Regions from separate parts of the Homo sapiens genome. Here region 1 is linked to region 2. A link is a contact called in ENCODE Hi-C or POLR2A ChIA-PET data. All regions are on one chromosome and are shown on one strand. The core of a region is the stretch at or near the end of the contact, and the rest is flanking DNA. Distances in the headings are between cores, read along the strand shown. Region 1 holds the start of ABRACL (ABRA C-terminal like). Region 2 overlaps MAP3K5 (mitogen-activated protein kinase kinase kinase 5).

Region 1 (4,864 bases), core at 2,364-4,863, 2.3 Mb after region 2:
TAGTTTAACCTGCTTTTAAAACTTTGTGTAAAGGAATAATAGTCACCCTCATTTCACTCAATACTGTATTTGTGAGATTCATCATGTTGCATGCAGCTGTTGGTTGTTTTTCTCCTTGGTGGATAATAGGCCATTATATGAATGTACCACATTTATCAATTTATTCTGATGTTATTGGGGGATTGAGTCACTGTATTTTAGAAATATTATGTATTTTAGAAATACAGCCGGACATGGTGGCTCATGCCTGTAATCCCAGCACTTTGGGAGGCTGAGGTGGGTGGATCACCTGAGGTCAGGAGTTCCAGACCAGCTTGACCAACATGGCAAAACCCATCTCTATTAAAAATACAAGATTAGCTGGCATGATGGTGCATGTCTGTAATCCCAGCTGCTCAGGAGGCTGAGGCAGGAGAATCACTTGAACCTGGGAGGCCGAGGTTGCAGTGAGTGAAGATTGCGCCACTGCACTTCAGCCTGGGTGACAAGAGCGAAACTTCATCTCAAAAAAAAAAAAAAAAAAAAAAGGAAGAAGAAGAAAGAAATATGCACAGTCAGTGCTCCTGTGAATATTTTGTACATGTCTCTTGGTGAATGTATCTCCCTTTTCTGTTGGGTATATACCCAGGATGGAATTGCCATCCTAGAGATCCTCTAAGATAGAGGAAAAAATAGAAAAGTTTTTTCTATTCATTACAGTGCAGACAACTGCATTTTTAAAATAATGACTTCGATTTTCCATGAGTGTTTAAATATCATAGTGTTATTTTTCTCCTTCCAGGAACATGTAATAAGTTTTTAAGTAAAGTATTAGCATATAATATAACGCTTTATTCTGGAATTGTCTATAGCTACACTGTCTAATACAGCAGCCACTAGCCATAGAAGGCTATTGAGCACCTGAAATGTTGGGTAAATGTAAAATACAAAATAGACTTACAAGATTTAGTATGAAATAAAGAATGTACAATGTCTTATTAATAATTTCAAAATATCCATTACAGGTTGAAATGATAGTAGTTTGGATATACTGGGTGAAATAAAACATATTATTAAAATAAATCTCACCTTTTTAAAAAAAATGTGGCTACTAGAAATTTTAAATTGGACGTGTTGTTCACAATTTTATTTCCTTCGGACAGTGCTGGTCCGAATTAAATACATGCAATTAAATTACAATGCATGCAATTAAATACATGGATAAGGATTGTTTTAATATTTCAAATGTACATTACTTGCAGTTCTGTTTGACAAAGGACAGGTCATGGGCTACTTTGGACGATTTAGTATTGGCACTTTGTGGCTGGCACATTTATTTAAAATATATTAAATACTCTTTAATTTGATAAATTGTATTATTTTCTTTTTAGGTTAAACTTCCACATTGCTTACATTGTACATGATGATATTCCTGAGGGAATAAGAATAGATAACAAAAGTCTATTTGGAAATTGAAGGACTAGGATTGGATATGAAAAATATTAGTTAAGATTTTTTAATATTTCTTTTATCAAAACAGCTTTCTTTTTTCTTTTCTTTTCTTTTCTTTCCTTTTTTTTTTTTTTTTTTTTTTTTGAGATGCAGCCTCACTCTGTTGCCCAGGCTGGAGTGCAGTGGCACGCTCTTGGGTCACTGCAACCTTCGCCTCCTGGGTTCTAGTGATTCTTCTGCCTCAGCCTCCAGAGTAGCTGGGATTACAAGCATGTGCCACCACGCCTGGCTAATTTTTGTATTTTTAGTAGAGACGGGGTTTTGCCATGTTGGGCAGGCTGGTCTCGAACTCCTGACCTCAGGTGATCCGTCCACCTTGGCCTCCCAAAGTGTTAGGATTACAGGCATGAGCCACTGCGCCCAGCCGACAAAACAATTTTCTTAAATTGTAATTCCTTATAGATTAACATAAAGCTTGTGTTATACTTAGTTTAGCACATGTGTAAACAAAGTATCTTTTGGGTGAGTTTATTTTTATATTAACAAGGATGTTTACTTCTTTAGGTAAAGTAACCTATTTCTTTTTCTTTGGTTGGCAATTAGGGCAATACTAATTACCTAATCATAACAGAAGCGGTGCTCTCCAGACTCATTATTCCTATCATTGGATATTATCTGACTGATGAATTGTGATCCCTGTCACAGGCCAAAATAGCGAGGTCCTGCTTCGATAATTGCTAAATATATTTTTCTTGAATTATATATTTTTTGCCTTATGTCGACTGTGAAAGATATAAACTATAACTTCTCACCTTTCTTTTGGTGAGAAAAAAATAGGCCTCAATCATTTTGGTAACAATATAAAACAAGTAAAAGAAAAAAATAGGTCTGAAAAGATCTTGGAGTCACCTTAAACTTTATCTGCCATGAGACACTTAGAAGAATCAGACCTTTGTTGAAGATTACAGAACAGAGACTCCTTCAGTCACACCCAGGAGACAGGTATTCACCGTAAAGACTAGAATGAAGCGTGGGAAGTGGATGGATCCAGTGCAGCCCCAGGGAACTGAACACTCACATGCCCCTGGGAAGCAGGTCTTTGTTGCTCTCCTTCCATCACTTGGTCTCAGCTTGTCTTTGACTGGCTTCTACCACTTGTGCCTCCACCCAACCTGCTGCTACATTCTCCTGGTTTCTGCTTACTCAAATGTTTTGCATCCGAAGCCCATTTTGGCCCCTTCTGCCTTACCCTCTCTTAGCTCCAACCTTTCTCTTACATCAGACAGCTCCGTCTCTGCATTCTCCACTTTCCATTTCCAAGGGAGTGTCTGATTGGCTTACTAACTATCAGAGTCCGTGTTTGATGAGAACTGTTTGCTCCAGGTCACCTCACAGGATGATGACTACATCACGGATTGTGCGCTCTTGGGTCACGCGATCACTCTTAATTTAAATTAGCTGGGCTGGGGGTGGGGAGGGGGTAAGGAACGTTTTTTGTAGTTATTTGTGCAACCCCTGCTCTAGAAATAGTTTGGGTAACTGTTTCCTTTCCAAAAGGACTCTCTGGGTACGGTAAGCATCTCTCTCTCACACACGCATATATTAAAATAACAGTGACTAAAACAAAGGGAGCATGAATAAATTGAATTATGAAGTTAAATGTATGAAATAATGAATGAACAAGGGAAGAAACCGATACTGACCCAGGGTCAACAACTATCTATGTCCAAGTAAAATTTCTTTGCAGTCTGACAAATTGGCTTTCAAGATTGCATTTTGTTTTGCGAATTAAGCCATTTTTAAGTCATGAGTCGTAGTTTTCTGGAGGCCCCCGGCATCCGGAACCCATGAATGCCACGTTCTTTCTAGCAGCCTTCAGCAATTTGAGGGCGCTTTGTTTCTTACGTTGGGAGAGAAATCCATCAGGAAATCGACGCCCAGGATCAGATGCAGATCCTGGGATCCTTGGCTCTGAGTAGCACGGTGGAAAAGTGAGGTAATCCAGGCTCTGGGCCCGTTTTCCTAGGAGCCCAGGGCGCTTCACCTGTCTGCAGTCAGCCCCTTTCTTGGACGTCTCCTCCCCTGAGTTTCCTCCTCATAGGCTTGTCCCTGGGAGTGTGGGCGGCCCCTTTCTTGAGCGCAGAAACACTTACTTTTCCCCCTACCCTGCTCCTCCTCCTCCACAGCCGTCTTTCTCTTTGCCTCAGCCACTTCCTTCCTTGGCCTCACCCTCCCCAGTGCACTGAAGAAGGTAACCGGGTCCAGACCCACGCGGCGCCAGTTCTCCGGCGGGAAGGAAAACCGCGCAGAGAGGTGCGTGAGCGCCCGGGCAGATGTGGCTTAGGTAGCAGGGATGGACTGGGTGTCCGTGGTGCGCCGCCGGGCACCGCGGGCTGCGGTGAGAGTCGGGTCAGGAGGGGGCCGGGAGGGGGCTCAGGGCGCGCGGAAGCTGCGACCGGCTGGGCCGAGACCTCGCGGGTTGGGGTCCCGTGGGGCGCGCGCCGCCCACGCCCCCACCTCTCGGGTCGACTTCCGCACTCGGCTCACGTGACGTTTCGCCGGCCGGGGGCGGACTGGGAAGCCGGCAGAAATGGAACGATTTTTACCGCGGTGCGACGTGTCGGCTTTGCACTTGGCGGTGGTTCAGGAGCCAGTTCTGCAGAGCTGGGTGGGGAAGGGCTGGGGGCGAGAGGAGAGGCTGCCCCGAGGAACGTGGTGGCCTCAGGGCAGTGGACTCTGCAGCGCCGGAGGTGGGTGCGGCTCTGTGCGCTCCAGATCAGGGGGTGCAGAGTCGTGAGGGGACACCAGGGGCTCGTGGAGCCCGGGGCAGGGTCCGTTTTCGTCGCCCGGGTTGGGTGCTCGCTCTCGCGGCGCTTCGGGGCGCCCGGGCCACGGGGGAGGCAGACCCGCGGCGCCGGGCCGGGAGCTGCGGAGACAAAGACTTCCGGGACGCGGCCCTTCCCGGGCGCCAGCGGTGCCGCCCCGCCACGGGGGGCCCAGCCCCGCGCTCCCCAGCCCTGCACTGGTGCCGGCGGTGACCGTGTGATGATGGGCTGCAGGGCACGGGGTTAGGGGACCTCTACCAGGCAGAACCCCAAGCTGGTAGCAGAATGGCCAAATATGGAGTGAGCGCGCCCCAGACCGGAGGGAGTAAGGAGCCCAGTCACCCTTTGACCCGCACCAGCTGCTTGTCCGCGATTGCGAAGAAGGGCTGGGAAAACGTGCCCAGCCCGAGTGTGTAAAGTTGGTTCCTGATTCCGGACATACCTATTCCAGTAGGCTTTATTTCCTTGGATATTAGAAAATCTCCATGCATTGCCTCCAAACTTTTGAAAAATAACAATGCCCTGAGGGTCCTTAAATACATTCTAAAGTGTGTATTGGTGGTGAGTTTCGGGTTCTGCCCAGTCCTCCGACTTTCCGCTTCCTTTGT
Region 2 (5,030 bases), core at 549-3,048:
TAAAGCAGTCCACAAACCACATGCCAATGTCTGCATTGCCCCTGGGGAAAGTCCTCTCCCCCTTCCTCCTCCCAGTCTCCTGGAGGTTTCTAGCACCATTGCTACCCTTGTACTCTCTGTGAATCCACCCCTTCATTGCCTTGCCCTCTTCACAGCTAGAGAATAAAAATGGCAAATGCTGCCTATTTCCAAGGCTGCAATGAAATAATACATACCGGATGCATGTTAGCATTATGTATCTTTTATTTACTTTATATTATTTACTTATTCATTTATTTTGAGACAGGCTCTCACTCAGTCACCCAGGCTGGAGTGCAGTGGCACAGATCACTGCAACCTCCACCTCCCAGGCTCAAGCCGTCCTCCCACCTCAGCCTCTCAAATAGCTGGGACCACAGGTGCACGCCACCATGCCCAGCTAATTTTTTCATTTTTTTGTAGAGACGGGGCATCACTATGTTGCCCAGGCTGGTCTCAAACTCCTGGTGTATCTTTTTAAAAGGTAACCATCTCTGTTTTCCTGCATAACTAGTCATCTAAGATGAAGTCTTGGATGAGTAAACAGGATTTTTACAAGATTGTTCATTGCCTTCTCTACTTCAAACATCAGCAGGGTAGATCTTTAGCTGTCTTGTCTCTGTTCAACCATTTAATCTCAATATGCCCAAAGATGTGGGGAAACAGGTCAGTTTACAAGCATATGCTCTTCTGACTGGTTAGCAAAAAGTCTCAGGTGCAGTATTCTGACAGTGTGTTTTCTACCCACCCTATCTATAGAAACTGAAAATTTACAGAGGGAAAAAAAAGTTTTCACGCAAAGCTTATTCTTGCTGAATCTATTCAGGTACCTTCTATTTTGAATTTCAATTGCTACTTTTTCAAAATCTGATGACTGTTCTCAAGGCCTCAGTTTCCCTCTATGACTTGGCTATCTGATGGATGCAAAACAGGCACAGAGCTACTGCTGTGGTTTGAACAGTTGTCCCCTCCAAGTGTCATGGTGAAATTTAATCTCCAATATGGGCGTATTGAGAGGTGGGGCCTCTAGGAGGTGACTGGGTCATGATGGCTCTGCTCTCATGAATGGATTAATCCATTAACAGGTTATCGCAGGAGTGGGACTGGTGACTAAAGAGGAAATGAGACCTAAGCTAGCCTCCTTGCCATGTGATACTCTGCACCACCTTGAGACTCTGCAGAGAGTACCCACCAACAAGGAAGCTCTCACCAGATGCGCCCCCTTGACCTTGGACTTCTCCACCTCCAGAACAGTACAAAATAAATTTCATTTCTCATAAATTACTCAGTTTCAGAAATCCTGTTTAAGCAACAGAAAATGGACTAAGCTACTGCCCTGCTGATCAGCCAGCCACCTGTACATGTGCACACCCAGATGACATATGCAAGAATGTTCAGACCATGGTAGATGTTTCCAAAGATGGCCCCCATCAAGTCCTTACCCCTGTGCATGCATATGCCCCTTCTCCCATTCAGTTACCCCCCTTCCCTTGAGACTGAGTTGGTGCTGTAACTGCTTTTACCAATAGGATGCAGACAAAAATAATGTTCTGAGAATTTCGAGATCAAAACCTAACAGACTGATAGCTTCCATGTCCTTCTTCTTGGAACATTCACTCATAGAATGCTCCCTCTCAGAACACAGATACCATGAGAGAAGTCCAACCGGGTCATGTGGAGAGGCCACATGGAAAAGAACTGAGGCCCAACAGCCCACACCACCTTCCAGTCATGGGAATGAACCTTATTGGATGTTCCAGCTTTGTCAAACCCCCAGATGGCTTCAGACCCAACCAAGTTTATGTGAAACAGAAGAGTCACACAGCTGAACCCACTCAACCCACTAAATTGTGAGAGATAATAACAGGTTGTTGTTTGAAGCCACTACACTTTTTTGTGGTTATGCCGCAACAGAAAAATGAAACGCAGACCTCTCAAAATCACAAGTCCACACTGTGAATATATAAATTTTAGCAAAGCACCCACTATAGGCCTGCTTCTTTAATATATATTTTCTCAGTTAATGCTCAAAACTATGCTAAGACATCAGCTTTCTCATGGCAGAGAGATTATGTAAGAGGCAGAACTGAAACTCAAGGCACACTTCCTGGCCCTAATTGATGTGTTTGTCTCACTGCATCTCAGAAGCTGGGACAAGTGACTCTGCGGGGTCAATTCTCAGCTCTCTGAACATGTATCTGCTTTGGGGATCAGTATTACCATGTGTGTTTTCAGGATCATGCTCTTCTATCATGTAGCCACCAATGTGCGGCAATGGAGAACTTTTTATACAGTATCCTAACAAAAATTAGGAAGTCATCATTAGATTCCCCCAATCAAATGTATAAGACAGTACAGAAACATAATAAAAGCACATCTAAAAGCCTCTTGGTAGATTCATGCATCAGATAAGATGATGGGTTATACAAACTCTGAAGTCCTTTTTCTTCCAGCAATCTATGACCTGCCAAGCGCTGTGCATAATTCCTTACGTGCATGATCTCATTTAACTTTCTCAATAAGCCTATACTTATAAAGCAGAAACTGTTTTCTTTAGAGGTCTTTGGGGTCTTACTCTGTTACCCTGCTTGGTATGCAGTGTGCAAACACAGCTCACTTTAACCTCAAACTCCTACACTCAGGACATCCTCCCACCTCCACCTCCTGAGTAACTGGAACTACAGGCAAACACCACCGTGAGCAGCTAATTTAACTTATTTATGTATTTATTTTTTATTTGTTTATTTTTATCTTTTTTTATTTTTTTATTTTTTTGAGACAGAGTCTCGCTCTGTCGCCCAGGCTGGAATACAGTGGCGCCATCTCGGCTCACTGCAACCTCCACCTCTTGGGTTCAAGCAAATCTCCTGCCTCAGCCTCCCAAGTAGCTGGGATTACAAGTGCCCACCACCATGCCTGGCTAATTTTTTTTTTTTTTTTTTTTTTGTATTTTTAGTAGAGACAGGGTTTCACCATGTTGACCAGGCTGGTCTCGAACTCCTGACCTCAGGTGATCTGCCCGCCTCCACCTCCCAAAGTGCTGGGATTACAGGTGTGAGCCACTTTGCCCGGCAGTAACTGCTTTTATCTCCACCTTATAGATGAGAAAACTAAGGCTTAGAGAAGCAAGAACACAGAAATAGTAAGTGGCAGAGCCAAGATTAAACACCACAGGTCTCCCAGATCCACAGTCTAAATTTTGTCATAAAATATACAGTTTCCATTCCTGCACTAGGAACATAATTTGTGGACTTGCTTGGATTATACATATTCCAAGAAATTGTCCCAACTCCCAAAGAGCCATCCCAGCTGCACCACAGGTCATGAGGTGTGCAAGAATCTATCTGGTACAGCATAAAACCATGGAAGCTGCAGGTAAAGCCAGAACCCAAGCCAACTTCCACTTCCCACCCTGGGGAGAAGTTGGAGACTGAGTGTATAAACACTAAGCCTACAAATCTGCACCAACTGTTCTATGGAATAAACTTCTGAATTGCAGCTCTAGTTTATCTTTCAGAACAAGGCCAAGCAATAACTCCGTAAAGAAATGCCTACAAGGATGACCTCTGGAAACACTTCATAATTTAAAAACCAGAATAGCTGGGCACCACTGATCCCACAGCCAAGTAGGTCAAGGCTGTGGCCCCTGCCAGTTCTACAAATTCATATCTGCTTTATCTGAATTCATTCAGGGTCATGAATAGAAGGGTAGGTTATCTGAAGTTCTGACGTCTTCCCTTCATTACCAGACATACCAGCCAACAACTGGGTTTTAGGGTACTGAGTACAAGGACATCTGGCTCAACAAAACTGAACAAGTCAGAATTTGCGGTTGGGAACAGAGGTCATTAAAGGATTTACACAGCAAAGAGCATGTCAGTGTGATCTCCAAATTTAAGGTAACATTTCAGAGAAGGTTTCATATCAGATCAACATAAAACCAATTTAAATCTATAATAAACTCCATTTCTTCATCTTGTATCTTAATGCTAAAATGTACTCTGCAAAACACAGGATGCTAAACTATGCACCCTGGATATATTCACAGATAGGAATTACTTCCAGAAAGAGCATGAACTAGTAAGCATATTACAGGAAAATTAATTTTTATAAGTTTTTTTCTTACAAAAATCAGAGTCTTTACACAGTATCCTAACAAAAATTAGGAAGTTTCATTAGATTTCCACTATCAAATTTACAAGGCAATATAGAAACATAGTAAAAGCACATTTAAAAGCCACTTGGTAGATTTATGCATTAGATAAGGTGATAAATTATATGACCTCTAAAGTTCTATTTCATATATGTATATATATTTGCATAAGAAACTAAATCACAAAGGACAAGTTTATCTCTATAATAAATCTTTCAAAAAATATTCTGACTTTCCACACTGAAATATTTAAGTTTTAGGTAAGAGGTAGATAAGGTAAGTGGTGATTCTCATTTATTTCAAAGCCAGAGTCTACTAACACCCATAATTCATAAGCACTAAACCCACGGGAAAGAGGGAAGGAAGACAACATAAAGGAGGGAAGGAGCAAAGAAATAAAGGAGAGAGAATAGAAAGGAAGGAAGAAAAGAAAGGAAGGAGAAAGAAGGGAGGAAGGAGGAGGGAGGGGACTAAAGGAAGGGAGGGGTGAGGAAGGAGGAAGGAAGAGAGGAGGGCAGGGAGGGAAAACCACCCACCGCTGGGCTGTGATAAATGACAATAAATCCCAAAACCCTGAAAACCTGAAAACTGCAATCTACAATTCACTGATCAGTTCAGTAGTCACTAGGTAAGAAGCAAAACTTGAGTCCAGCTGTCATGAAAATCAAGAAATGTAAATGAAACAAAAAGGAAAAAAAAATGTCATGACAAAAGAAAGAATATCGGGGACAGTTAAAAATAGGAGGAAGATCTAACTGCCTTTTTTGCAGAAATTAACAAGCCTAAAATTCATATGGAAATACAAGGTAACCAAAATAGCCTAAACAGTCTTGAAAAAGAAGAAAGCTGGAGGCCTCAC

What was found. A loop is a pair of places that touch in the nucleus more often than their neighbours do. ChIA-PET counts read pairs that join two places held with the same protein, here RNA polymerase II (POLR2A). Pooled maps may share reads with other maps.
Region 1: a loop to region 2 is called in a pooled map, with 4 times the contacts of the local background. The contact joins the promoter of ABRACL here to the enhancer-like site in region 2. A Hi-C loop is called at or near these places in 2 of 50 pooled maps. POLR2A ChIA-PET finds 5 or more read pairs at or near these places in 2 of 52 experiments (OCI-LY7 and naive thymus-derived CD4-positive, alpha-beta T cell).

What each region holds. Positions count from the first base shown.
Region 1 is chr6:139,025,132-139,029,995 of GRCh38, forward strand. ABRACL (ABRA C-terminal like) reads left to right here and starts at 3,614. Exons shown (of 3, transcript NM_021243.3): 1 at 3,614-3,744. RefSeq lists silencers at 3,778-3,937, 4,198-4,567, 4,617-4,807 and enhancers at 4,461-4,755, 4,578-4,864.
Region 2 is chr6:136,762,738-136,767,767 of GRCh38, forward strand. All of the region lies in intron 1 of MAP3K5 (mitogen-activated protein kinase kinase kinase 5), which reads right to left. LOC124901410 (a long non-coding RNA gene) reads left to right here. Exons shown (of 2, transcript XR_007059786.1): 2 at 1,104-1,302. Among named protein-coding and RNA genes, the nearest start is that of MAP3K5-AS2, 19 kb to the right of the region's middle. RefSeq lists enhancers at 883-932, 1,213-1,322, 1,993-2,042. Within about 2 kb of position 1,799, at least 7 of the 41 ENCODE cell types and tissues checked have a DNase peak (open chromatin) inside an H3K27ac peak, as active enhancers do; they include OCI-LY7, where a contact is called at or near this core.